Regions from separate parts of the Mus musculus genome. Here all the other regions are linked to region 2. Evidence: chromatin loops called from intact Hi-C (ENCODE). Cell type or tissue: heart. All regions are shown on one strand. Links, peaks and the distances in the headings refer to the core of each region. The heading gives the core; the rest is flanking DNA.

Region 1 (9,833 bases), core at 534-8,533, 190 kb after region 2:
AGAAAGTCATAGCCATGCCTTGTTAGACAACAGACACAGAGGGTAAGAAGTGTGTCCTTGGAGCCAAGTGTGGAGGTGGTGTCTCTCTCCCTGGCTCTATTGAGATTCAGACAGGAGGATCACAAGTTTAAGGTAGCCTGTGTTACCTAAAAGGACTCTGACTGTAGAAATATTTGGGTGATTTTATTTCATCCTATAGACATATCCTAGAGTGACTTCCTCAAAGATGAGTATAGTGTCACTAGGTGGTGTTTTATAGCACCATCACTATGTCTGCAATCTGTCCCAGAATGGAAGTCAACAGGCAATGTGTGAGTGTTCCCTTTTTATGCTTTTGAAAACTTACGTGCAAGTGTGTGTGTCCATGTGGGTGTGTGCACATGCCTATGGAGGCCAGAAAGGAGTGTCGGATTCCATGGAGTTGAGCTTACCCCATCTAATGTGGGTGATGGAGCCGATCCTAGGTCTGCTGGAGGAGAGCAAGTCCTCTTCACTGCCCTCAACTGTCTTTATTTTCAATTACATAAATATAAGCGTGGTTTCCTCTTGGAGACTGTTGGATGCCCTAGAGCTTAAGTTTTGAGTCGCCTGGGTCTTTTGAAGAGCAATACATTCTTCCCAATTGCCTAACTGCTGAGCAATCTCTCCAGCACACTCACCCCCAAGCCTCCATAATTGCTCTTAAAACAACCCCTGCTGTGGTATTTTGCTGGATATTTTCTGCTTGTCAACAATCTAATGAGGTCGTAAGCATCAAAGATGTAGAGCCATGTGGTGGGCTGGAGAGATGGCTCAGTGGTTAAAGTACTGGCTGTTTTTGTAGACACCTCATGTTTGCATCCCATTATCCACATGATAGTCACAGCAGTCATTAACTCAGTTTCAGGGGATCTGGCCCCTCTTCTCACATCCACAGGTACCAGGGACATAGATGGTACGCATACAACTATGTAGGCAAAACAGTCATGCACATAGAATAAAAATAAATATTTTTTCTTTTTTTTTTTTTTTTTTTTTGGTTTTGGTTTCGGTTTTTTGAGACAGGGTTTCTCTGTATAGCTCTGGCTGTCCTGGAACTCACTCTGCAGACCAGGCTGGCCTCAAACTCAGAAATCTGCTTGCCTCTGCCTCCCAAATGCTGGGGTTAAATGCATGTGCCACCACTGTCTGGCAATAAATCTTTTTCTTTCTTTTTTAAAAAAATATTTATTTATTTAAATTATTTATATATATGAATACATCATAGCTGTCTTCTGGTAAGAAGAGGGCATCAAATCCCATTACAGATGGTTGGGAGCCACCATGTGATTGCTGGGAATTGAACTCAGGACCTTTGGAAGAGTAGTGGGTGCTCTTAACCGCTGAGCCATCTCTCCAGCCCCTAATAAATCTTTTTCTTTTTTTTATTATTTTTATTTATTTATTTTTTTCGAGACAGGGTTTCTCTTTATAGCCCTGGCTGTCCTGGAACTCACTCTGTAGACCAGACTGGCCTCGAACTCAGAAATCCGCCTGCCTCTGCCTCCCGAGTGCTGGGATTAAAGGCGTGCGCCACCACGCCCGGCATAAATCTTTTTCTTAAAGGTTATTTTTTAAACAGTGTCATAAGACAATGTATAAGTTGCTATGCCACTGCTGAATAAAACATCCTATTTTAATAAAGGGAGGCTTTATTTTGGGCTCTGGTTCTAGGAGTATAAGAGCCCATCACCATCCCAGCTGGAAAGCACGGCAGCAGGAAACTGAAGCAGCTGTGAGCTCACACTTTAAACCTCAAGCAGGAAACACAGAGAGCAAACTAGAAATTGGACAAGGCTTTGAAACCTCAAAGCCTGCTCCTGAGACATGCTTCCTCCAGCCCAAACTGGACTCCCAACTGGGGACTAAGTATTCACATGCCTTATAGACTATGGAGGGCATCTCATTCAAACCACCACAGGCACAAATTCTCAGTCTTTACCCCACTAGTTATCAGACATGTACCTACATTTATACAACAGGAGCAATAACGTTTTACAAAGAGGTGCTTAAGGCTCAGTGGCAGAGCCCTTGCCAGCGATGCCTGAGGCTCTGAGCTCCATCCCTAGTATAAAGAAAGAGAAGAATTATAGAGAAGATTAAGTAATGTGTCTGTGAACCTCCAGTGCTAACACACTTTGCTAAGGAAGGTCGGCCTCACCCGTATATATGTGTTGGATCTTTTCTTTCCATCTGTGAGCCTGGACATATATTAGAGGTTTTGATCTTGAGCTGGGGAGCTCAGGGATAGAGCACTTGCCTGGAGTCAATCCCCAGCACAGAGTGGAGGGAGGGAGGGAGGGAGTAGGGTGAGAAGGAGGGAGGGAGGGAAGAAAGTAGGGTGGAAGCTAGGACAGGGAGAGGATGGGGCAGGAGGAGGGGAAGGAGAAGAGTTTTCATCTAAAACTTCACTCTTCTAGCAGCAACTAGAGAGTCCTCAGGACGAATGCAGACTCAGATACATCCTGGGCCTCTGGGAAGTCTAGGTCCCCTGCTGCTTCTCACAGCCCAAATGCATTCAGCTGAAATAAGGATTTAAAAAGAAAGAAATTTAATTTATTTATTTATTTATTTGTTTATTTATTTATTTATTGGTTTTTTTCGAGACAGGGTTTCTCTGTGTAGCCCTGGCTGTCCTGGAACTCACTTTGTAGACCAGGCTGGCCTGGAACTCAGAAATCTGCCTGCCTCTGCCTCCCAAGTGCTGGGATTAAATGCGTGTGCCACCATGCTCGGCCTTGTTTTTGTTGTTGTTGTTTTTGTTTTTTGAGACAGGATTTTTCTGTGTAGCCCTAGCTATCCTGAAACTCACTCTGTAGACCAGGCTGGCCTCGAACTCAGAAATCTGCCTGCCTCTGCCTCCTAAGTGCTAGGATTAAAGGCATGCGCCACCACTGCCCAGCCTCTTATGCCCTTTTCGGTTCTCTGTAAGCACCTGAAAACACAAACAATCACATTTATACACCCACACAAATAAAGTAAATCTTTCATTTAAAAGCCTGGCTGGAAATGGCTCTGCAGTTAAGAGCACTGGCTCTTGTACAGGACCTGGGTTCAGTTCCTAGCATCCACATCTCAGTTCATATCTATCTCTAACCCCAGTTCTAAAAGATCTAGCATCCTCCTTTGGCCTCCATGGGCACCAGGCATACACATGGTACACATATGCAGGCAAATACTCATACACATACAATAATAATACATATTTTAAAAGACTGGGCATGGTATGACACATGCCTTCAATCCATCCAGGAGGCAAGGGCTAATAGGTCTGTGTCATCCTAGTTTACATAGCAGGCCAGGCCAGCCTGGACTGCACAGTGACACCCTGTCTCCAGGTATGGAGGCATATGTCCATAATCCCATAATCCCATCATGCACTTGGGAGGCCTCAAATTTGATGCTATCCAGAGAGAGAACCTGCACTGTGGATTTGTCTGACAAACAGTGCAGAATATATATTTATAAAACTCTTACAGTCCACCAGTGGGAGCTAGTGACTGCAATCCCAGCACTTGAAAGGCTGGGAGACAAAACCAGTCTGAGATACGGTGTAAGTTCAGGGCTACCCTGGGCTCCAGCCCAAGCAACAAGACGGTAACTAACACACTACACCAATGTCTCATACTTTTAATAGGCATCAGAGTTCCTGGAACACTTAGTTAAAATGCAGATTCCCTTTCTCTGCTTTTGGGGGTCAGTGTGAGGCCTGAGATTCTGCCTGTTTAATAATAAAGGTGACAGTTGAAGGTGGCCACAGGTCACAGTTTGGATGCTGCTGCTAAAGACTGGAGAAGCAGCAGGTGTCAGATGCCCCAGCAAGGTACATGCATATGTTTCAAATGAATATGCAAGAGCCAGGCATGGTGGCCTATAATCCCAGCACTCAGGAGGGATAAGCAGGCCAGCCTCTGTGAATTTGAGGCCAGCCTGGTCTACAAAGGGAGTTCCAGGCCAGCAAGGGAGGCCTTGTCTCAAAAAATAAAAAAAAATTAAAAAAGAAAGAAAGAAAAGAAAGAAAGAAGGAAAGGAAGGAAGGAAGGAAGGGAAAGAAAGAAGAGAAGAGAAAAGGAAAGGAAAGGAAAGGAAAGGAAAGGAAAGGAAAGGAAAGGAAAGGAAAGGAAAGGAAAGAAGAAAACATGGATGAATCTCTCATTTAGTGTAGCCCAGGCTGGCCTGGAACTCAGGGTGTGCCTAATGATGGCCTGGAACTCAGGCTGTTTACCACCTGAGGATAACCTGGAATGATGATTTTTGAATGAAGAGGCTAATTCCTGACCTCTTGCCTCCACTGGAACTCCAGCTGAGTTACCACCACACCAGGTTTTATGTGGCACAGGGGACTGAACCCACTTTGTGCATTTCAATGCTACCAACTGAGCCCTGAAACTTTAAAAGGAAATTGTAGTTTTTTTAATATTTAGTGTGGCTGGAGAGATGGCTCCATCAGTTACAAGCATCAGCTATTCTTCCAGATAACCCGGAGTTCGATTCCGATTCCCAGTTCTGCATGGTGTGATTCATATCCATTTGTAGGTAGAGTTCCAGGGGATCTAAACCATCTTCTGGTTGCTGCAGGCGCCAGGCATGCATATGCTACACACACACACACACACACAGTTAAAACATACATACATTTAAAATAAAAATCATAACTTAAAAATTGCATGAAATTCTCAAAGAACAAAAACATTTAAATATTTAGACATAGCATACAGTTAAAAATTAACAAAAATATGAACTGAAAGACCCATGACCACGTGGCATTAGTAGGTGTTCAGTCAGTAAACCCGTCTTTCTCTTCTGTCCTCCATTCATCTCCTGACCTCACTCCCCCCCTCGGGCTGCACCACCATTTCTGAGTTTCACTAAGTGTGGTGGGAGTCAGGCACTCTGAGCTGCATATACAAAACAGACAGCCCCTGTCTAACTGGCCCGCAACCTATCTCCATCCCCACACGTTTGTTTCCGTGCATCAATCCTCGTTTCTCCAGCTTTATGCAGGCCATCTTCTCCCAAGGCCGCAAGGTACTTTCTACTTTCCTTCTTCAGTACTGAACCTAATTTCTCCTCCAGAAGACTGTCCAGGCTCAGTCACTCGAGACTGAAAGGAAGCTTGGGCCAGCCAGGCCCCTGCTGCCCTCTACTGGGCTCCCCGGCAGTGCAAAGCCTGTTGCCTGTCTCATTTGGAGGGTTTGTCTTGGGTTGTAATCCAGCATGGGGAAATAGAGGCAGGAGAATGAAAACTTCAAAACAAAACAAACAAACAAACAAACAAACAAAAAAACAAAAAAACAGAGTGAGTTCCAAAACAGCCAGGGCTACACAGAAAAACCCTGTCTAGAAAAACAAAAACAAACAAACAAAAATATATTTAATCACATTATGATATATACATATAACATATATATATATATTTTTAAATTTATTTTATTTCTTTTTTTTTCTTTTTTGGTTTTTCGAGACAGGGTTTCTCTGTGTAGCCCTGGCTATCCTGAAACTCACTCTGTAGACCAGGCTGGCCTTGAACTCAGAAATCATATGTGTGTATGTGTGTAGCATATGCATGCCTGGCACCTGCAGCAACCAGAAGTATACACATATATATACTCTAGCTGTCTTCAGACATACCAGAGAGTGCATCAAATCCCATTACAGATGGTTATGAGCCACCATGTGGTTGCTGGGATTTGAACTCCGGACCTGGAAGAGCAGTCAGTACTCTTTTTTTTTTTTTTTTTTGCAGTCAGTACTCTTAACTGCTGAGCAGTCTCTCCAGCGCAAAGCTTCCACACTGAATGAGTAAAGCCCGCACCAACAGTCTTGAGTCTTTTTGAGACAGTGTCTCCTTAAGCAGAGTAGCCTTCAGTTAGCTTAAATAGTCAAAAATGATCTCAAATTCTGAGTCTCCTGCCTGTACCTCTCAAATGGAGGGATTACAGGTGTGTGCCGCCATGTCCAGCAGTCTGTGAACCTTCTAAGGTACACGATCATTTGTGATCATCTCATCAGCACCTAGCATAGAGCTCTGTTTATAGCAGGCACCCAATACACATGATGTAGCCAATTCATTAGCTATGCAGCTAGCTCCTAAAATGTTCCTCATTGAAGCCTGTCACTAAAATGACAAGCTTAGAAACACTTGCTGAGTGAACGGGCTGATTTCATAATTCTGGACCCCACAGAGATTTAAAGAAATTATTGGCAATTAAAAAACAACTATGAGCCGGGCGTGGTGGTGCACGCCTTTAATCCCAGTACTCGAGAGGCAGAGACAGGTGGATTTCTGAGTTTGAGGCCATCTACAAAGTTAGTTCCAGGACAGCCAGGGCTATACAGAAAAACCCTGTCTTGAAAAACCAAAAAACCAAACCAAACCAAACCAAACCAAAAAACAAAACAAAACAAAAAACCCAAAGCCCCATGGAGACAACTATGGCAAAGCCTGCCACCTTACTTAGAACTGCAATGTTAGCCCGAGCTCAAACTCCCCAGATGGCTCTGCCTCAGGGAGGGACCGTTATCCTGACCTGGGAATTCAGCTAAACATTTCATTTGGTTTGTAGCCACAGCAACACATAACGGTGTAAGAAGCAAGGTGACGGAGGTAAGGTTACAATGGCAGAAACAGCACCAGCGTGGAGCTGAGAAAACCACCCCCATTTCTGACTAAAGCAAGCTGATTTGTACATATTAGTAACACCATCAGACAGATTGACAGTGTTAAGAGAACAGTGGAGACAGAAGTGCTCTGCAGTGACACTGTTCAAACGCCCTGGACCCCATTCCCAGTATCCTGCCTCCCCAGATCAAAGGACCTAGCTGGGTACCAAGGCATTCCGAGTGCTTGGAAGATGGAGGCAAGAGATCAGGGGTTCTTTATTCTCTGCTATATAGTCAGTTCCAGGCCAGGCAGGGATACAAAGAGACCCTGTCCTGGAAAATAAATGAAGTGGGTAGGGTGGCAGCTAAAGTCACTTAACTTGATGGATTTTTTTTTTACCTTTCTTCTTTCATTTTTCATTTGCTTGTTTTTTGTTTTTGTGTGTGTGTGTGTGTTGATTTTTCTAGAAAAATATAGTAATTATATTTATAATTCTTGTCTTTTTAAAAAGGCTTATTTATTATATGTAAGTACACTGTAGCTGTCTTTAGATATGCCAGAAGAGGGCATCAGATCTCATTACAGATGGTTGTGAGCCACCATGTGGTTGCTGGGATTTGAACTCAGGACCTTTGTAAGAGCCGTCAGTGCTTTTAACCGCTGAGCCAGCTCTCCAGCCCCTTGTCTTAAGACAGGTTTTCATTGCTTGTAACTACATAGACCAGGCTGGGGTCCAGCTCAGAGGAACCATTGCCTCTGGCTTGTCAGTGCTGAGATAAAGGTGTGCACCAGATATATTTTATAAAACAAAAAGTACCAAAAAAAAAAACCCAAACAAACAAACAAACAAACAAACCTCAGAAAGTACCATGACAGTAAAGCTGTAAGGACAGAACTCTAGACACCTCTGTGACTTGAGTGAGTCTCACAGTTAATTACTTTCCTGAGCCTCAGGTTTTTCACCCTCATTTGTTTGTTTTGTTTTGACTTTTTGAGGCAGGGTATCTATCACGTAGCCTTGGCTGGCCTAAAACTTGCTTGTAGACCAGCAGTCTCCAACTTGTTCTACTCTTCCTGCTTGTGTCCTGAAGGCTGGGATACAGGCTCAGACTACTACACCTGGCAATTTTATTGTCTTTAAAATGGGGGTGGAGATGGCCCAGAGCACTGGCTGTCCTTTCAGAGGGCCGGGATTTAATTCCCACCCTTAGATGGAGGAGGATCACAACTGTTTTTTTTTTTTTTTTTTTTTTTAAAGTTTACAAAGTGGTTTCCTACAATGATATCTTTTTTTTTTTTAAAGATTTATTTATTTATTATATGTAAGTACATTGTAGCTGTCTTCAGACACTCCAGAAGAGGGAATCAGATCTCGTTACAGATGGTTGTGAGCCACCATGTGGTTGCTGGGATTTGAACTCTGGACCTTCGGAAGAGCAGTCGGGTGCTCTTACCCACTGAGCCATCTCACCAGCCCGGATCACAACTGTTTTTAACTTTCCAGAACTGCACACATGTGGTGCAGACAGACACTCAAAATGAAAATAAATACATCAGCTTTTAAAAATTAGGGGTGGGCTGAGAAGACAGCTGAGCAGGTAAGGTGCCACCAAGCCTAACAACCTGAGTTCACCTCCTGTAACTCACATGGTAGAAAAGAATCAATTGTCTTCTAGCCTCTCCAGTTACCTTGGCATGCATATATACATGCACACAATCACAAACAAATAGAATTTCAAAATTAAAATGGGTACAAATTTTTCTTTGGGGGTGGTGGTGGGCAAGACAGAGTTTCCCCATGCTGTCCTGGAACTCACTCTGTAGACCAGGCTGACCTCAAACTCAAGGGCTCCACCTGCCTCTGCCTCCTGAATGCTGAGATTAAAGGCATTCGCCACCATGCCCAGCTCTAGAGCTGGCTTCTATGGGCTCACAAGAGCCAACTGTTAAAATTTTCAGAAATCCAGGTCTGGAGAGATGGCTCAGCTGTTAGGTGCACTGCTTTTTCAGAGGTCTTGAGTTCAATTCTTGACAACCACAACCACATGTAATGGGATCCAATGCCCTCTTCTGGTGTGTCTGAAGACAGCAACAATGTACTCATAAAATAAATAAATAGCCAGGAGTGGTGGCACTTTAATCCCAGCACTCCGGAGGCAGAGGCAGGCCGAGGCCAGCCTGGTCTACAGAGTGAGTTCTAGGACAGCAAAGGCAACACAGAGAAACCCTGTCTCAAAAAACCAAAACAAACAAACAAACAAATAAATGGAACGGAAATGTCAGAGGCTGTGCAACTGTTGATTTGCATTAAAAAAAAACAATCGGAAATCCAACAGGCGGTGGTGGTGCACACCTTTAATACAGCATTTGGAAGGTAGAGGCAAGTGGATCTCTTGTTCAAGGCCAGTCTACAGAGGTCATTCCCGGACAGCTAGGGCTACACACAGAGAAACTCACTCTTAGTTATAAAAAAAGCCAGAGGGGGCTGGCGAGATGGCTCAGTGGTTAAGAGTGCCGACTGCTCTTCCGAAGGTCGTGAGTTCAAATCCCAGCAACCACATGGTGGCTCACAACCATCCGTAACGAAATCTGATCCCCTCTTCTGGAGTATCTGAGGACAGCTACAGTGTACTTACATATAATAAATAAATAAATCTTTAAAAAAAAAAAAAAAAAAAAAAAAAGCCAGAAATCCTGCAAGCCAGTTAAACATCAACTTTACTAAAAATTAGACTTGTGAGAAAAATTATGTTCAAGAAAACTGTCATCACTCTGTCAATGCAAGCACGCTTCCTACTTCACGTCACTTCCTGTTATCTCTGCTCTTGAGCATCTGTGCCTGCTCCTCTGGGTAGGAAGTACGAGCCACCGTACTGTATCACCCCCGTTAGTGGTGTAAAGCCAAGCAGTGTGGTGTTTCTACATCTCAGAAATAGGTAAGCACTGTCTATCAGGTAGACAGCATACCTCTGCACTTAAAGGGAAGTAAAACAGAAAATTATCAAGATTAAAAGATAACATTGAAACCTGCAAGGGAATAAGATGGAAATGAATAAATAGTAAAAAGAAAACTAGAGGGACCAGAAAGTCTAATGTGCAAATAAGCCCTGAAAAAGAGAATTGAAAATGGGGGTGCCGGGCTTGGTGGTGCATGCCGTTAATCCCAGCACTCGGGAGGCAGAGGCAGGCAGATTTCTGAGTTCAAGGCCAG
Region 2 (9,833 bases), core at 621-8,620:
GGCAGCCACAGGGCCCGCTGGCCTCACACTTGGCCAGGTGTGTTAGAGGACCGGGAGATAGAATGGTACCACTCTGAGTCCTCTGACTGTCCGTCTCAGACGTATAGCTGGCCAGGGACACCACATAAAGACACAATGGCCTCCATATAAGGGGCAAACTATACCAGGGAAACTGTAAGGCTACCACAGAAAGGGAGATGTGAACAGAGGGAGGAGTCCACAGCCCCTTTTCTGACCGTTTTCTTTATGACAGGGTCTCATTCCAGCAATCCTCCTGCCTCAGCTTCCTGACCACCGGGTTTACAGACACATGCTTAAAGCATCCTTCATATGTAACACAGCAGCCGTGTGCTGCTTCTGTGGTGACATTCTTTTGGCTAGGCTGGCCAAGCCTCAATTCTTATTCTCCTACTTTCTGCCATAGGTCACTGACAAGGTGAGTGAGTGGCTTTGGCTTGGGGACCAAGGAAGGGTTTCTAGGCAGAGGTCAGAGGAGCTCTTTGCTTTGCCCCACCACGAAAGCCCTGCTCCAGTGTCACGTCTGCCCCTTCTTCCTAAGGAAAGAAATGTCCCTGTCACCTTGTCTCAGAGCTGGCAGATATGGACAGCTCTTCTGTCACTTGGGTCAGGCAGGCCTGCCAACATCTGCTAACTTCCTGGTTCTAGGACATGTCACTGAGAGCAGCAGGCAGGGGACTGGGCCCTGGAGGGTGGCACCCACAGCCTTACCTGCTACCTGTTTGCTGCGCTTCGAGGCCTCAGAGGCCAGGGCATAGGAAATGTTGATTATCCGTTCCTGCTCCTGCAGCTGCGAGTCCAGGTCGGCCAGGCTGTTGCGGTCCTGGCCCAGTGGCTGCAGGTTGCACATGCTGTTGGGGATCAGAGAGAAGGCTGTGAGTCTCGACACCCCCCACCATCAGCCCCACATGTATCTCCCTGGCTGCAGGGAGGTGACTCTTCAACACTTTAAGGGGCATCAGATATGCATTGCCCCTTTTCTTCCAAGACAAGAACGCCTACTTCTCCCTAAACCCACAAAGAACACAACTCAGTTCCTCCTGTAGGCCTCAAGCTAAGGGTTCCGGCTGGGGATTCCTGATAAATCCAGATATGAAATGGTTAATGTAACTCTGAAAGGAGAGCTCAGAGGTCAGAAAAACCACTTCCTGTTGTCCAAGCTCAGGTTCAGGAAGTGGGTAAAGGCCGGGCCCATCTATGAATCCATAATGGAGTGTGGGCACAGGTGTTAAGAGGACCATCAGTGAAGTGACATCCACTAAGTCCGCCTCAGTACTGTCTAGCGAAATGGCCCACACTTGCCAGTCATTGGGGACAGATCTGGGGACATGGACCTGGGATGGGAACCCTTCATAAGTTCTTCAGCACCTTTTTGGTAACTGAGGCAAGCTTTCCTGTTGGAGCACCGGCTGACCCCTTCAGAAGAATTCATTTGAAACAAAGCCTAGCAAATTATTACCAGTCAGCCTGGCCTGGGTCTTCTCATGGCTGAGCTATCACCTGAGATGGAGTCTGTGAGACTTCTAGATTTGAGCAAGTAGGGGCTGACCTTGACCGGGCAAGGATATTCCGTATCTTCTCCGCCTTTTGGTACCGTGCCTGCAGCTCCTCCAGGCTGGGTGGTTCCTCGGGGTCTAGTTCCACATATCGCTCGGGGATGGAGACCTTCTCTGGTTTAGACAGCTGGGGAGAGGATCAGGTGGCAGGGTGGAGGGTAAGCGCAGATGCTCTGGTCTGAGACATGTTTTCCCACCCTTCCTACCCTGTGAGGAAGCATCAAAGTCTACAGATGTCATTCCCACCCTGTTCCCCCTCCCTTAACAGCATAGTCGCCCACCATCAGACTGGTGGCCTGAGAGCATGATGGTGACGGGGTGATGGAGACCTCAGGGGAAGGGAGACAGGCTTCACTGAGTGCTTGTTTAATTGGGGAGAAACAGAGGCTATTTAACCCTCTGAGGAGTGGGTAAAGGCTTTGCGGTTGAGTGTGCATCACTGGCTGGGCCAAAGGTGCCGGGGATGCCTCATTTGCATAAGGAAGAATTCCAGGTGCTGCTGGCCAGGATCTTATGAAAGGAAAAGAGGTTTAACCTGGCTGCTGGGCTATGTGACCTCCTCTGGTGTGGCAAATGTCTACGTGCACTGGGATATGCAGGCCCAGTCAGTGTACGTGTGTGTGTGTGTGTGTGTGTGTGTCTGTCTGTCTCTCTGTCTGTCTGTCTGTCTTGGGGGTGTGGAGGGAGCATGATCCTGCCAATATCAGGACAAGATTTCTAGGGATTGGACATGCCTCAACCCCACTCTTGCTCCAGGCCTGTCCCCCACGGCTCACCCAGAAGAAACTTGCTAAGATCATCAAAAGAATCAGTTGTGGAACTAAGGACTCGAACCTGAGTCTCATACCGAAGCACATGCTCTTCCTGCTACACTAGACGGCTTTCTAGAGGCCAGGGGAAAGGGAAACAGAAGGCAGGCAACACGCTGAGACTCTCACAGGAAGCACTTGATCCTTAGTGCTACACTCAAAGCCCCAGTGAGCCGACCCTCCAGCCACACGGGCTCAGTGGGAGCTCTGGTGTCCTTCCCACCTAAGGAGCTTTCTTCTGCTCTAATTTAGGGATCTGGCACTGAAATAGGACTTCAGTAAGTGAAGTCTTATTTCAGGGCTGTGAGATAGTACGTGTATTTAATCCCAGCACTGGAGAGGCAGAGACAAGTGGATCTCTAGTCTACACAGTGAGTTCCAGGCCAGCCAGGGCTACCTAGAAAGGTCCTGTCTCAAAACAGAAAATAACAAAGCCCAACCAACCAACCAACTAACCAACCAAATAAACAAACAAAAAAAGGTCGAACCAGAGCCAGGCAGCTTAGAGACCACCCAAAACGGATGGGTGAGCTGACATAACCGTAGTAAAACCTCTCCCATCTCAAACACACTTCTGACTTTGGGGGGCGTACAGGTCAGACCTGACTGACTGAAAAGCTTGAACCAGCAGTGACAGCATGCAACCGGTTAATAACCAAGGTGCTTTTCGTACTTCTGGGCAGAGCGTAGATTTTTACCTTCACCTAACGGATGAAGACTGATGGTCCTCTCTTCAGTTCTCCACCTGCCCCCAGCCTGACTCTGCAGGTTTATCTAAGTTACCTTTCCTAAAAGCTCTCTCATTCTTTCCTCTGGGACAGTGCTCTGGTGACAAGGCCCCTCCCCCATGCTATATACAGATTCAGTCTTCATAGCACCCCATTCCTGCAAGAATGTTAAATTTGTGCATTTGAGAGATGGCTCAGTAGGTAAGCTGCTTGCTGCCAAGGCTAATGACTCAAGTTTGATCTTGGGGACCCACATGGTAGGAAAGAACCAACTCTACTGGTTGTCTCAGTACATTTTAAATTAAAAAAAAAAAAGTTAATTTTGTTTTCCCCCAGCACCAGTGGGAATCCCTGTTTTTAACCTGCTAGCTAAAGTTCTGAAAACCTCTGTCCACGCTTTTAGGAATATTTAAGCTTGCGATTTTCAAAATGTCATCTTAATTTGCCTCAAGATAGTTTTCTTCCCCCTTGACTAGGTGGATTTTGGTCTCAGTAGCAGAACTGAACCCATGTGGCCCTTCAGTTTGTTGAAAGGTGGCAAGAAAAAAATCTGTCATCCGACCAGGACAGATCTAGAGTAGGAAGTAGACTGCATTGTAGCAGGAGGATTTAGGTTAGAGATAAGGAAGGACAGCAGAGGGCAGCCTCGCATTGCCAAGAGCACATGGAGGCTCTTTGTGAATAAGAAAGCCGCCAGACTGTTGGCAGCTACTGTTTAGGCTGTCAGAGAAAAAGACCTGGGGCAGGAGGCTGAATTTACTGACTGCAAGAACCAAGAACCTAGAAACTCAAGTACCGAGTTACCTACAGTGTTCTCTTTGTTCTCAGAGCTCCTTTCCCCCATGAATCCCTAACCATTCAAAGGGAAAAACAAAACAAAACAAAAACCTGCAAATGGATCTGCCCTGTCTCTTGAAATGGGAGGGCTAGGTATGTAGTTCTATGTACTTGGCATGTGTGAGACCCAGATTTTAACACACACACACACACAACCACAGTGGCAAAGTTCCCCCTCTACCTAAGTAGGGCACCTGTGGAAGACTTAGAATCTCACCCAAACTCAGCCTACACCTGGGAAAAATGCAGCAGGCCAAGTTCCTACACAAATGTTTTGGGGCACTGGAAATTCATATAACAATGTCTTCCACCAGCAGACATTTATAGCATGCCTACTGCGTGCCATCCTAGTGCTAGGGACACAAAGGACTGAAACAGCTGCAGACACTGCCCACAGACCACAGGTGACCAGAGATGTCTAGAAGACTGCCTGGCACTCCCTCCCTCCCTTCCTTTCTCCTGCCTTGTTTTCCTAGGCCTGACCTGTCATGAGGCAAGTGGGCCACTAGAGGGCAGCAGAAGAGTTCAGATCGAAATTGGCTCCAGTCCCGGCTGGAAATGTCTCCTGTGACTTTTCAGACCTGCCCTGTATTTTCCCACCACGTATGATAGTCTGCCTAAGAGGTCATTTTCGAGGGCCACCACTAATGATCCAGGGAACATTTTCTAATCCTCTTGGGAACATGCTGAGTCACTTAATTCTCCCCACATCATCAGAAATAGGCTTAAGTGTGATTTAGAACATGGACGCCTTTACGATCTCAAGCGTCCGGACCTTCCTGGGCAACAGTGAAGCTGAACCCTGCCTGGTGACTTCTAGAAAGCATGAAGGAAGCCCCTATCCTCACCTCTCTGCTGATGTCCAAGTCATAGTCTTGTGGCTCCAGGTCCAACTCCATGACAGGTGTGGCTTGCACTTTCAGCCAGCCCTCCTCTTTGTCTTTTCTGTCCCCCTGAGCAGCCCGTTCCAGCAGCTGCAGGTCAAACTCTTGTTCTCGCTTCCACTGGCAACAGAGGAGAGGGTTAACCTCACTTTCCGACCCATTCAAGAACCACACAGGGCCCTGAGGCCTAAGGACCTGGGAAGACGGACTTTTGAGACATTAGGCAAGTGTCATAGCTGTGTTGTGTGTGTGTGTGTGTGTGTGTGTGTGTGTGTGTGCGTGTGTGTGTGTGTGTGTAACTGAAAACTGGCCTCTGCCTTCGTCCTGTGGCCTCTTCCACACTGCTGGCTGTGCTCTGATCTAGGACCTCTGAGTATTCAAATGTGCATCCGTAGGGTCCTGGAGGAAGACCCATGACTTTAAGCCTACAGTGGTCCACAGGGACCCAGCAATTGGTAGAGAGTTCCAATCAGTACCAAGGAGTTGGTTGACCACCAGTGTTGCAAACTGCCGTGGAAAATGATAACCATTTGAGATAAGACAGTTTCCTTAAAATAGAAAACAAACTAAAAGTGAGATCAGAGGGAATTGCTCCAAGGCTGTTTCACAGTGGCAACTTTGTATCAATGTCTCTTCCCAGGAGGGAAAAATCTACCCAGGCACGTGTGCGCAGTTCCAAGATGGCTTCCTGTTCACTTCAGACCTCTGACCTTAAAAGAACAAAGGACTCTCTTGTGAGGATGAGACGATACTTAATGCCTCAGGTCACCTCCTCTCTCTCACTCCATTCATCTCACAGTACCCCAGCAGCCAAAGATACCTCACAACCACCCCGACCCGATCCTGTCGCCATGTCAGCACGCTCCACACATTCATGCACAAGCTCGGGTCCTCCGTAGCAAACCAACAGAATTGTGTGTGCTGATGGTTTTCCAATTACAGTTTGGATGACTTAGGCAACTGAAGTCCAGGGATAAATTTAATGGTTCACAAAGAAAACACACAATTCCTTACACGCTCACAAGTGCTCAAAAAGAGACAAGTCCTCATTTAAACCCAGCCTGATTGCTTCCACAAACAGCAAAAGTTCACCGCACTCTGCAAACTACCCTGCGGAAGAACCACGCCAATCCGTAATGGGAAGCAATATGTTTATTGGCGCTGACGAGACTTACACAAGCCTTTTTTTCCCCCAAAGAAAAAGCACAAAGGATTGGAGTTGTGGATCGGAAATACTCTCTGTATCCCAGACAGCAGGTTGTAGAAAGTCAGGGTTCTGATGTTTACTTATAATACTTAAAAGTTAATGGGTTTATAGCTTTTAAAGACACTATTCTAGTCATTTGGTGACTAACAGCTGCAGAGAGGCCCTCTGAATACAGTTTATTTTGCTATCTATTCAAGTTACTAGATAAGAATTACAAAAGCAATAAGGAATTGCATGATGGGATAGGAGGAGTTACCACCAAATGGCTTCAGACTACGCACTCTCTAAAGCTGATATTTACTGTCCAGGGTAAGGCATGGATGGAATCGGTAAATCCCCAATGCCCAGACCACTGCTAATGACCGTGGTCCTCACAGAGCAGCTTTTTGGATGGGTGAATTATCAGTCAGCTGGCCTACACAAAGCAGGGCAGTGGGAAGGTAAGCAACACCTAGGGATGCCTGCTAGTCTAGGGAGCCAAGAGCTGCTAGTACAAGCCTGGTCAGAGACAGCACTGGCTGGTTAGAGAGGGGCCAGTACCAATTCAGAGCGTCTGTAGAGACAATCAGGCAGGATTAGAGGCAATGAGCGCAGACACTAGAAGCGTAGGAGCTTGTGCAATGAATTAGGGAGGGAGCAGTCAGGCTAGAGGGCTGGGGAACTGGGGGCTCCAAACCCCAAAGCCAAATGCAATGTCCCCACAATGAGCCTAAGGCAACCGTGGGCAGGTGCAGCGCCAGCCACCAGGGGCAGCACCAATTTCCCCAGCCCTCCTGAGTACCTGAGGCCTCAGCCCCGCGGGCTGTGGGAGACCACCAGCACCTTATTGAGTTGCCTCCCCTGGCTGCGGGATCTGCTTGGGAGGCTGTGTGGTTGAGTTGCATATCATACCGTTCCTTCCCATCTGCTCTACTGGAATCCTACATTCTCAAGTCCTTCGTTGAGCCCAGAGCCTCCTCCCACTCAGCGTGGAGAAAGGATGAGGCCTCTGCTGCTAGACCTCCCTACTGCTTTGTTTCCCGGTCATCCTCTGGCCAGCTCACACGTGCGGCTGGAGTTGTGGACAAGCAGCCCCTTGGGACGGTCAACCAAGTAAGTCACCCTGGCAGGGGACTTGCGTCTGCTTGGGGGACTCGGGGAAGTTCTGGCCTCTGTCCCAGCCCCGCCTAACATACTGAGCCGAGATCTCCTGGCAGTGGCTGGCTGAGGTATCGGGCTGAGAGCAGACCCGTCTTTTCTCCTTGGCTCAGGGTCCTCTTGCGCTCTCGGACCAGAGCCTTCTGGTGCCGCTTCATCCGCTCCAGCTGTTCCTCCGCACTCATCTTGCCCCGCTGGTGGTCCCCCGAGTACAGACGCTCCAAGGCACTCTTGGGTCTCTGAGGAGGAGGCGAGACACAGAGGAGATGGAGCGAGAGGCCCTGCTTCTTCCTGCTTCTAGTGCAGGGTCGCAGCCTAGGCTGGCCTTAAGTTCACTACTTAGCCAAGGATAACCCTTAAACTCCTGGCCCTCCCAGCTATTCCTCCCAAATGCTGGGATTACAGGTGTTGACAATCAAGCCTAATGTATGCAGTGTTGGGGACTGATCAAACCCAGGGGCTTGTACATGCTAGGCAAATACTCTACCAATTAAGCCACACACACCCCTGTCCTCTTCCTGCTTGGTCTCTTTCTCATACACTCTTTGGGCTCATCCTAGCCACAGAAAATCACTTCCTCTAATTATCCAATGCCCCTCGTCCTAATGAGGTTTCTGGGCAGAGGCTGACCCCGAGGCTGGCAACCCAGGGTGAACCTAGGGTACAGGTCTCCTGGGCTTCTCACCGCCCTGACAGGCTTGGCAGTCATCAGAAAACAGAGATGGCAGTGTAATGGCCTTTTTGGTGTGGTGTGGTGTGTGTGTGTGTGTGTGTGTGTTGAGAGGGGAGGGGGGAGAGGGAGAAGGAGAGGGAGAGAGGAGATCCTAAGTTCCCCATGACTCGCTCGAGGTCACTGCCATCCCAGGGGCCCTTCCTTCTATGGAGTGTGAGTCCCTCCACATCCCATGGCCACTTACAGAGAAGGTCGCACTGCTGTTTTCGGCATTCAGCCCCCTCCGGAGTGTGACATAGGGAGCAATGGTGGACGACTGCTGGAGCCTGGACGTGGAGCCTGAGAGCCCTAAGCAAGGAAGACTCAGGTGTATGTGTGCTGTGGTTGGAGACACCCCCAGCCCTCCCTAATCACCCTTCTCACACACTCCCCTCTCCTGAGGGACCAAGGAGCCCTGCAAACACCACACTTGCCCTGGTCTTTTCTCCTTGGGCCTAGGTGAGGCAGGACACACAGAGAGAAGAGGGTTGGCCTGGGTGGCCTCTGTCCCTACAGAGCTGTGCACAACCCTAACTATGCTTCCATACAAGAAGTGCTGGGCTACCGCAGGTGGGAAAGCGTGATACAAGAACCTTCGCCCCTCTGCTTCATGGAGAATCCAGCTAGGGATAAACGGGGAGCCTAGAGAAGAGACCATGGGCTGAAGAAGTCCCTGAGTCGCAGGCTGACACAGGTCTGATGTGGCCTTAGTGCTGGCGGTTTCCAGCACCCCAGCCTGCAGGCTGCCATGATCTGGAGCCAGAGCTCTGAGACTGGTACCCACTCTGTTTCTTTTTCTTAATTTTATTTATGGATATTGAGTACATGTATGTGTGTGTGTGTGTGTGTGTGTGTGTGTGTGTATCATGCAAGAGTTATGTGGACAGATGTGAACCATCATGTGGGTGCTGGCAATTGAACCTGGGTCCTCCTGGAGAGCAGTCAGCCTCTTAGCCACTAAGCAATCTTTCCAGTACCTGCCTCCGTTTCCTGATCTTTAAAATGGGAATCATAATAGCCCCGCCTCCCAACACAGTTGCGTATGAGGCTCATAAAGAACAGGTCAACACTGTCAGACTTTAGGGCAATCACTGTTGCTGCTCTTGGAGGCAGAAAGGGAGAAAAACCAAACGACTCCTGAGGTCAGACCTGTCCTCCCTCTTAGCAACAATCACAGTTAGACTCAAGCTGCAGGCCAGGATCTGAGGTCTGAGTAGAGGCTGCGAGTGCTAAAGAAGAGTGAGGTGCCTGAAGGATTCACAGTCTTGCCTTACCTCTGCCTGGCAGCGTCTGGTACCTGCTCTCAGAGCCCACGAGGCTCAAGGAGGGCTGAGGCACGTCCCCACTGAGGCTGGCCAGCTCTGGCTCACTCACGTAGGACCGGAGCTCCACCTGTGGATAGAGTCTTAGACTGTTAGGTCACTATCGTCACACTGCCCCTTCCACTCGGTGGACACACCCGGTCTTTACAGCTCACCTTCAAGTCCCCATTCACACACTGGCCCTGCTCCCGGTCCCTCTTCCTCTCATCCGACTGTCGTTTGAGTCCACGCACAGATGTGTGCCGAATGATGGTGGCTTCTCTCGGCAGTGGTGGCACAGCTGGGGGCTGGTCCTCTGGGCTGTAGAGTTCAGGAAGTGGTGGCCTGGGAGGTGCCTCGTCTTCCTGTGCAGAGAGAGAACCAGATCCAGTGTGCAGAGGGATGGAATTGAAGGGGTGCTCTTACGAGGCACTGCCACAGGGTCAGCCACTTCAGATGCTCATCGCCCCCCACCCCCAGGAAGCTTCGAGGAGCTACCTCCATTCCAACTCTTCTCTTTGATTGACATACTTTCTAGTTTCAAAGTGCTACCTACCGGTGACAGTGACCCAGCTCCAGCACTTGGTGTCCTGGATCTACATTCTTGGCAGTGTCAAATGACACCGGCCTCCTCAGCCCGTTTG
Region 3 (9,833 bases), core at 1,203-9,202, 67 kb after region 2:
ATGCTTAAGAAGAAGGAAGCGCACACTGTTAAGTGTGGCTTTCTGATGGTTGTGGCTTTGGTATGTGGAGTGTGACAGATGTGCTGTCAGCACTAGCTCTGTTCCCAGCTATAAAAAGAAGAAACCGCTTAAAATGTAAGGAAAGTATCTGGCCAAAGTCAAAAGGGGCCTCATCAAGCATGCTGAGCAGAGCCTGTCAGTCCCCTGTCCCCAACCTTCTAACCCTTCCATGTGCCTCCCAGGACACTGTAGAACAGTTACCCTCAGGCTAAGGCTGACTTCAGCATTGCCTCCAGGCTTCTTAAGGCACATTTTATCTTTGTCCTCAGTGTCTCAACAGAACTATGGACTGTGGGTCACCTAATAGTGCTGAAAAACCGAAACTCCAAGCATGAGAAGAAATTGCCTTCACTACAGGGGCTCTCATCTGGGCTACTCAATGGAGAGGTGGTGGTAATCAACAGGAGAAACTATCTTCAAGAGCTGAGGATACAGCTCAGTTGGGAGAGTGCTTGCCTAGCAAGCACTAGGCTGTGAGTTCAATCCCAAGCCCCATAAACAAGCTAGTGGCCCACATCCATAGTCCCAGCACTCAGGAGGTAGAGCAGTTCCAAGCGATCCTCAGCCACTTGTGAGTTCTAGGCCAGCCTGGGCTAGATGAGCGGTGCCTCCTTTGCATTTCCTAAGCTCCTTTGGTTTATTTTGCTTAGCACTTTTACTAATTTATTCACTTAACAGAAAGTGCCACCATAATGTGGCAGAATGGTCTTTCAAGTTTGCAGAATTTTAAATATGCCACAGTTGACAACAGCTCGCTACAGACAGCCACTCCTCTGACAGCCCCTCTTCCCGTAGCCAGGGGATCCTGAATGAGCCAGTATATGGCCCCATCCTGTCCCCCAAGGGGAAGCTATCCACTCAGCACTAACCCATCTCTTTCAACACTGGGAACCACTCAGTCCAGACAGCTGGAGCTGAAGCTGGGTTCAGATTAAAGCAAGCTTCCTCACCTCTTCCAAGCCTTGGTTCTGGCATTACAAGTGCGATTCTCAAATGTTCCTAAGACATTTAAAGAAGGGTTAAAATAAAGGGGCATATACACTTAGCATACAGAAGGTGCTCAATGTTTAACCTGACTGAGACTTGACTATGGTAACAATAAACAGACATCTAAGTTTTAACAAAAGGAGAATAAACCCTTTTCACCCCAAAGCAAGTATTCCCGTAGCAATGGCCTCAAACACCGGAGTCGTTCTCTGTTCCTTTCTGTATCTTAACTTCCACCTGTGGTGCACATGTGAGCACTACTGGCTTCTTCTCAAAGATGCTCTGCATCCCCTCACCTTCTCCATCTGCTTGCCTTTGACCCACATACACGCAGCAGCCCCAGCCCATCCCCCACAAGGGATCGCACCTAGGGCCCTGGGCACAGGAAGCAAGTGCTCTGTCATAAAAAACCAACGGTGTCGCCAGCCTGCTTTTTACTTTCTACTTTGAGACAGGGTCTCACTAAGTTGCCAAGGTTGCCCTTGAATTCACTCTGTTCTCCAGGCAGACCTTGCACCTGAGATCCTCCTGCCTCAGCCTCTCAAGTACACTGTGATTCCTGCCTTGTAACAAGCAGGCTCATCTTTTGTCTCCTGGTTAGTAGTCTTGGTAACAGCTCCTAGGCACGTCTTTTGCTTCTTCTGTCTCAGCCTCTGTGACTTCACCGGAAGCTCTCGGGTCTTGTAAGGTAAGAGAGATCGTGACAGCCTCACTACACCATGCACAGTGAAAATGCACTCCTTGCCTTGGCTTATAAGATCCTAGAAGGCAGGCTAGGGCTATAGCTCAGTTGGCACAGTGCTTGCCCAACACCCACTGAGCCCTGAGTTCCATCTTTAATACCACATAAACTGGCTCTGTGGCACACAGTAGGTGGACACATAAACTGGCTCTCTGGCACACAGTAGGTGGAACAGAAAATCAGAAGTTCAAGATCCTCAATGATGAGAATCTGTCTCAAACCAAACCAAACTTTAGATGATCTGACCCTGCCTAGCAGCAGCCTCTTCAAATACTCTTCTGTCCCTGCCCACCTCATTTCCTCAACACTCAGGCCTTTCTTACTTGGCACCCTGTGTCCTCGCAGTCAGCATGCTCCTTGCCTGTCTGTGTCCATGGAGCTAGCACCTTGTCCTTTAGACCTGGGCAGGGCTATCACCTCCTGGGCCCTTCTCACTGTCACTTCACACGCACCAGCCAATTTCAGCTATTAACAGCTGTAATGTTTCTCACTTATGTATCAGCCAGTAGGGGTGTCTGGCACCCAGGAGGTACTCACACAAGTATTTCTCGACTCCATGGATGAGGAAAAGGGGTGGGGGACTGGATTGTGATCTTCAAGTGAAATAAATGAGCTGTCTGAGCCTGCAAAAATTCAGACTCAAGAGACAAGAACCTAACAGATATTGGCCATCAGGATGTAGGTGCCTTCTATGGGCAGAATAAAGAGACACTTACACACCAGAAGCCCCTCAGGCCCAAGGTGAAGGTTAATGCCCTCAGTGCAGAAAGGCATGAATCCAGCGCCTGAAAGGAAACTGCTGAGCAGCTAAGGACACTCAGGGTGGGAGCACATGGCCTCTGTCTCCTTTTCATGAACGAGACAGAATGTGGGGCTAAGCTCAGCTCAGAGACAGCTATGAAGGCTCTTGCTTTGTTCTCTGCTCCCTCCACCAGTATATCCTCTGCACTTCACTTCCTGCATGGGAGGAGGGATGCTCATGGGGAAGGCACCTGAACTATTACCTCAACAGCCTGGGAATGAGCACCAGCCACCTTCAGCAAGAGGCTGTGTAGAGTCTATCAATATCTCATAAAGTCCCAGGGATGGGCCAGTGGGCCAGGGTTCCCTGGCAAAGAATCCTCTGCCAGTGCTGGTAATACCCACCAGCCCTGGGGACCAGAAATGCAGCAGTGCTGGGCTCCTAGTACCCACACTGTCCCCATCTCATTCATACCCACCCCAGACTAGGCGGAACTTGAATGCTGAGGGGTGCTCTGGTACTACTGCCTTTTCAGTGTCAAAAGGCACTGAGAGAGTCTAAGAGAGTCACATGGTGACTGCCAACCTTGGAAAGAGGTATTTCTGTACTCCTCATCTCCTGCTCAGAGCAGAGTGATGGCTTTTAGTATGATCTGGAAAGCTTGCGTGTTCTCTCTCTCTCTCTCTCTCTCTCTCTCTCTCTCTCTCTCTCTCTCTCTCTCTAGGTTTTCAGATCCACTCAGTGGCCACTCCATTTGTAAAATACCTCTCCCAAGCCAAGCAAGCCACCTGACTGGCTGAAGCTTGCCTGTACCCCACATCCCACAAAGGGCTGCATACCTAGAATTCCACCTGCTGAATAGGGAGTTTTCATTTTGGCTTCCTGTGCTCATGAATGAAAAGATTAAAGGCAAACTCCTACTAGAATGAGGAAATCAAAGGCAGACAGCCCATCCCCTTCTGGAAGGAAGTTTTCAGAGAAACAAGGTAATAGAAGCTGGTATCAGCCTTGTTAGCAGTAACTCCTCACAACCGCTCAGGGCTCCGGTTTCCTCACCCTGGGCTCCCCATCAGCAGAGGCCACCCAGGCAGATCAGATTGGACACAGCCCAGAGTTCAAACCTTAGCCCTGCTCCATGCATGCATGACCTGGGATGAGTGGATGAGGGCTGGGCTTATCTGTAGACGGTGGAGATAAACCAACTCTGCAAGGTTATGAGGAGGCCGTCAGGAAACACTTCCGCATTTGGGGCCTGCTGAGCTTTTCCTTTGCTATGAACTGCTCTTGAGGTGTCGACCTGCCTTGCTCTGTGCGGCAACTCCAGCAGGAGAAGCCTGCAAAGACTTAGACCCAAGCACATGCTTTCCTCCTTTGAGTTAAAGAACACACAACCCCCAGATCACTGTTAACATCTATTTAAAGAACTCGCCTGCCAGACAAAATGGTTTCAGATCAGCAGGCACACCCTTGTCCCTCAGAGGGTCTGTCCCCATGGTGCAGAAACTACAGGCCAAGAAAACCCACCTCCCCGACCACCGGCCAGAGACACAGAGTACTGAAATTACAAGGAAGACATTTTCTACCTCAGGACACCCATTTATAATTCCATTCAATGCTTCCCTAGGCCAGTGACTTGGCAGCCACTTGAGAAGGCAGGCCAGGTGTTATAAGACTCTCCCAGGCAATGAGGACATTTTAGGTGACCGAGGTTCTTCTCAAACTCCTGCCATCCGCCCAAACCCAGACTGAAGTTCAACAACAGTACAGGTAACTTAAAACACAAAGGGCTGTCCCCTCCTCAGCTGCCAACAGGATACTGTTCGGAAGAACATGAGGGAGATAAGAGTTCAGGACACCTTTGTCCTACTTTTCCTAATTAAATGGCATTCTTGCTGAGCAGAGGCACTCCTGGGTCATCTAAAACTTCAGGAACCAAAATATATCGCCCACTGAATCCTTACAGACCCGTACGGGACTCACCTGTTCTCTTCTTGCAGACAGGCCCGCACTCGCTTTGAGCCCCATGTTCAGAACTGTGTCTTTCCTGGTGGTAGTCTCATGAAACTGCCCTCTCTGCTCAGGGCCGACCGAGAGGAAGGCTCCCAGCTGCCTACTCTCTCTCTCTCCTTCTCAGCTTCACCTCTCCAGGGCTGCTACCAGGCGTTACAATCCAGCAGTCACTCTGGCCCCGGCTCATTCATTCTCCTTCCTCTCCACGCCCCAGCAAAACCAGATACCAGGCAGGAACACAGCTTCAGCTCTGAGGCTCCACCCCCTGTGGCCAAAGGGAATGAGGATGCCTGGCTGTGCACAGCCAGGCAAGCACTGTAGGCAATGGGACCCAAAGTGTTCTTGGAGCCTGTGAGGCTGGCTCCCTCTAGCATCTAGACATAGCCTAACGTCTCTAACCATAACGTCAGGAAGAGCCATCCAGTGAGTTTTCTCCATTCAGCATGGGGCTAAAGTCAGCCCTAAAACCAAGCCCATTCTTGGTGGAGAACACTGCTACCACATCCACCTACCTGCCTGGAAAAGCTCCAAGGTTCTTTCAGAACTTCCTGGGAATGGCTACGGCTCCTTCAGGACAAATCTTAAGCAGGAAGCTTTTGCTCCCAAAAGAAGTAGGAGGAGACAGAAAGGGAAACTGACACTGAGGTAGGTCACAGACCAATAGTGGCTTTTTCGTTGTAACCTACAGAGATCACGGGGTAGGTGAGATAGCTGCACCAGGTTAAAGGGGAGAGGGGGTTGCAGACTGTTACAAGGCTGCCCTCTAGAGTTTGCCACATGCTGGCACACAGTAGGAGATCAAGAAATAATTACTGAGAAAAAATAAAGGGGATTTTGTTCTCAGTCTGTTTAGAGTGACAATTTTTCTAAAATTTGTATCTGTTACCATCTTAAAAGCTTTGGGTCCTGAAATCCAGGTTGTTGTCTTTTTTTTTTTTTTTAAATAGTTTTAAAGGAGTAAAACAAGTTGTAAAACAGAATGGGAGCCTGGCACTGCAAAATGAAAGAGATCAACCCTTACTAAGGCAAGTCAGGTCCAAAGGAAACTCTGATCCCCCGACTCTAAAAGGCAGCCCAGATATCCAGAGAGGGGCTCAGCCTGCACTACTGGAGGATTTCTGCAGGTTAGATAAGAGCCAGCATTCCCCAGGAACTAGGGAAGCCAAAGCCTTCTACAAAAAGTTACCCTCTACCAAAAAGGAGTCATTTCTCTTCATACTGCAGAAGGGACAAATGGCTGTCCGTGGTGTCTGTCAGCACACCAAAGCTTGCTGGCCTTCGGGCTCCCTCAGTATCACATCTAGACCTTCTCACCTCCTCTACACTAAACTCCCTCCAGCTTGTGGGATACCCTTCCACCAGCTACTTAGTCTCCTTATAGCCCTGTTATTTCTTGTGTGTGTGTGTGTGTGTGTGTGTGTGTGTGTGTGTGTGTGTGTGTGTGTGTTTTCTTTCTCTTTTTCTCCCTCCTTCCTTCCCTCCCTCCCTCCCTCTCCCTCCTTCTCTATTCTCTCTCCCCCTTGCTCTTCTCTACTCTCCGACACACAGCCCTAGCCATGTGCTCTGCTCTGAACTCTCTTTCTCTGCTCTGGACTATTCCAGATGCCTCTGGCTGTTCTCTGTCTTTCATGTCTCCAATATAATTCGCCCCCATAACCACACCATAAAGTAGTCATGTAGTTTATACGGGGAGCCACTACTGACAGACAGCAGGTGGAGGAAGAACATTCATTTTGAGGGCGCTCCATTGAATGGGCCAGAGCCATCCACATACAGGCATCACTAACTGGACTATGTGGGCCATCCAGACAACAATAAAAGACATGAGGTGGGAGGGGGCACACTGGGGAATATACAAGAGGAGTTGGCAGGCAGAAACAGGAAGTTTCTATTGTATACATGTATACATTTTTTCTTTATTCCCCCAAATAAAGAAAAAAAAATTTTTTTTTTCCGAGACAGGGTTTCTCTGTGTAGCCTTGGCTGTCCTGGAACTCACTCTGTAGACCAGGCTGGCCTCGAACTCAGAGATCCGCCTGCCTCTGCCTCCCAAGAGCTGGGATTAAAGGCGTGCACCACCACGCCCAGCAAGAAAAATATTTTTTAAAAAAATCATGAGCGGCCAGGAGCCAGCCTCACAATTGTCTTCCTTGACAGAATGTTTTAACTACAAAAGATCATAATTAACTACAAATCAATTGCTATGAAGACTGAATGAGGCTTACAAGCCCAAACCCCATATGGTTAATACTTATTTGGTCCTACTGTGTGTTTAGTTTAGCATTATGTGTACTTTGGGGATAAACAATTACTGCATAATCTGCCCCGTAATACTGGCACTCACATCCAATAGGACAGGCAGATGTGGTCATCTGTGCCACACACCCAGGTTGGAGCAGGTGTCCAATGCAAGCTTGAAACATGGCTATATTTAGAAACCACGTTGTAAGGGCAACAACCTTTGAAGGTAGACTGAGCTATTTCCATTTAACAAATAAAGAAATCAGAGCTGAAAGTAGCCCAGAGCCCTTCTGTAATCACATGACCAAAATTCAAGTTAGTGCAAGTGGGGGCTTAGTTTTCCAGCTTACACTTCAGGCAAAGGCCACCTCTGGCCCCAGTGGGTCAGATGCCAAGGAGCCAGGGCAGGAACAGGAAGTGGCCTGGGCTTAGTCATCAGGTGCCTGGGTTTAACCCTCCATCACCAGCAGCACCCAACCAGAGATCAGTGACAGGCATGTGAGAGCTAGAAGGGACACACAGACTGTCTCCACTCTGCCCAGTGGCCCTGCTCCCATGACCCTGGCCTGGCTGTCCTTGCTGCCAGATCAGCGGTGCTGAAAACCAGATTTCTTGGCACTGCCTCCCCTCACCCACCTTGCCTCTCTATCTCACAACTCCATAGGCCCCAGCTCCTGCCAGATTAACTGTCCACCAGCTCCAGTCACTTAGTCTTTCCAGCCCCTGAGCATGACTGTAGCTGTCATCTTCCCTGCTGAATTCTGGGAAGCCTCCAAGGTCTGTTTTCTTCTGAGTGGCCCTTTCTGGTCACCTCAGGCCTAAGCGACACCTGAAGGCTTAGACTAGAATGACATAGTTCCCAAATTCTGATTTGCTTTTCAAAACAGACTCAAGAGCTGCATATTCCAGAAGGGTAGGAACCAAAACCCCTTTCCTGCCTCCAACCCACTGTTCAATCTGGCAAATACTTGTGCCAGAGAAATCCTTATGCCATTATTGCTGTTTGCATTTATGGAATCCTTAGGCACTTAAATTTTTAGCTGGTCAGTGAAATACCTCAACAGGTAAAGGTCCTCCCCCTGAGCCTGACTACCTAAATCCAGTCCTTAGGACCCCATAGAAGAAGAGAACTGACTCACATTAGTTGTTCCCAGACCTACCTACCTACCTACCTACATATCTACCTACACATACACACACACACACACACACACACACACACATACACATAAATGTATATGTATACACATAAATGTATATGTATATACATATACATACAATACTATGTATGTTCCTCAAGTTGTTTTTTATACTTTATATAATAACACGGACTCCTCCATGTCCACAGCAAAAAACAGACATAGCACCGCCTCCATATACCTCCCAGGGCCCTCAGCACCCTTTATACAGAGATGACCCTGGAACCATCCCATATGCTAACCTACCCAGACACATAGCAGGCATTGCACACTGATGACTATGAACTACTATGACCCCAGGACAAGTTTTATTTGAGTTCCAAGGAGGTTAAAAATCCAGTAGAATTTTAAAAGCCAAAAATGCCATTCTCATTCACATATATGTCTCAAATCCAGGTCACCTTGGAAAAGCAAGCACTATTGCAAGGCTGCCAAGCAGACCCACCTTCAGCTTACTGTGGTCGCTGTGGTCGCCACCACACCCTCTGCTCCCAGGGTTGACCTGGGAGCCCATCTGTCATCACTTGCACACTCCCAGTTTTCTCACACTAACCTCTTTATATCCATGGCTCAGCCAGAATGGGGAAAACAAAAGACAAAGCCTTGGTATGAGTCGTTAAGAAACGAGCGAGTGCACAAACACCCGAGCTAGAGCTGCTCAGCGAGCCCTACCCTCTGAACTTGCGACACAAGGCTGTGCTGTCACCTACAAAGTTCACAATGGAGTCTTTGAAAAATAACCTAATCAAGTTTTACTTAAGTTTACAACTCTGTGCGAGGCCAACTTCATAGCTGTCCTTGGCCATACGCCCTGGACCTCAGGCTGGGTGCACCTGCTGGGGCTGGGGCACACAGTACTGACAACTGGAGGCTTTCCTTTAGCAAGTATGTTTAGAAGAATCTTGCATGAGAGTAGGAACCAAAGGAAGACGGCAAAAATTGGCTAGAAATTTTCTTTCTTATCAAGCAAACAAATCTACTAACTTATACCATCTGTCATATTTGGAAGAATCTTAGTGGCTACTGGGAACTTGCCCTTAATCTTCCATGCCTAGGCGACAGCACAGCTAAATCCAGACCACCATGCCCGTCTCCACCAAAGATTACACGGCAAATTGCCACCAGCATCATCCCTAGAGGTTGTAGTGGATGCCACTCTGATGACAGACACCAAAAGTCCCCACAGACCGCCAACATGGACTCTGGGAACAGAAAAGCATCTCTGAGGCCGGGTGCTCCCTGGATAAGACCGCTCACTTCCCCTAACACTGAATATGGCATTTAGACCTCAGGTCAGAATATAGTCCTTGACAGCTTGGTCCTGGGTCCAGAAAGCCACAGAAAAAGCTGCCACTACTAATGTGCATTCAGGAAGAATCTTAAAAGGCTCTTACTAGGTGACAAGACCTGAAAGATGCTGTTCACAATGACTGGAACCAGCTTATACGCGCCATTCACTCACTCAATACATAAATATCTGAGAGCCACCTACTTTCCAACCCTGTGTTTCCCCCCATCTCAACAGTTTATAATGGAGTCAGGAGTATAAGCTCAGACCTTATATCCTACCAAAGACGATTAACAGGAAAGCTGTTTAGATCTCCACAAATGATAACCTGTCTTAGTCAAGAGCAGCAAATTCCCCATTGATGAAGTCATATTGGAGTGACTTGTTTTCTTAGTAGGGTAGCCCTTGTTTTCCAGAAATCACAGTATTCAAAGTTTAGAGGGCCAGAGAGATGGTTAGTAGGTTTACACACTCCTCAAATCCGCACGGGTAGAGGAAGAACCAACTGCTGCAAGCAGTTCTCTGGCATCCATCCACAGGCCTGGTATGACAAGCCTACACACA

The links. Peaks named below come from ENCODE experiments on the same cell type or tissue, not always from the same donor. Only the 100,000 strongest peaks of a DNase experiment are listed, where the experiment ranks them.
Region 1: it touches region 2 in a loop (8-fold over the local background); 16 of 42 quality-filtered maps call a loop at or near these places.
Region 3: a loop joins it to region 2, with 2.3 times the contacts of the local background. A loop is called at or near these places in 2 of 42 quality-filtered maps.

The regions. Positions count from the first base shown.
Region 1 is chr7:116,318,633-116,328,465 of GRCm38, forward strand. No RefSeq gene overlaps it. Among named protein-coding and RNA genes, the nearest start is that of Snord14a, 9.7 kb to the right of the region's middle. In heart, for the core only: a CTCF peak has its summit at 5,166 (motif pointing left); no DNase peak of the experiment used is centred there.
Region 2 is chr7:116,127,825-116,137,657 of GRCm38, forward strand. It overlaps Plekha7 (pleckstrin homology domain containing, family A member 7), which reads right to left. Exons shown (of 27, transcript NM_001305185.1): 20 at 9,366-9,554; 21 at 9,163-9,280; 22 at 8,094-8,197; 23 at 7,215-7,415; 24 at 4,797-4,952; 25 at 1,568-1,701; 26 at 730-869. Among named protein-coding and RNA genes, the nearest start is that of 1110004F10Rik, 39 kb to the left of the region's middle. In heart, for the core only: CTCF peaks have their summits at 3,757 (motif pointing right), 4,444 (motif pointing right) and 6,777; DNase peaks (open chromatin) are centred at 647, 4,447 and 7,197; H3K27ac peaks cover 1,509 bases.
Region 3 is chr7:116,193,796-116,203,628 of GRCm38, forward strand. The region is part of intron 3 of Plekha7 (pleckstrin homology domain containing, family A member 7); the gene reads right to left. Among named protein-coding and RNA genes, the nearest start is that of Gm44867, 93 kb to the right of the region's middle. In heart, for the core only: a CTCF peak has its summit at 5,306 (motif pointing left); a DNase peak (open chromatin) is centred at 4,766; H3K4me3 peaks cover 2,722 bases; H3K27ac peaks cover 5,454 bases.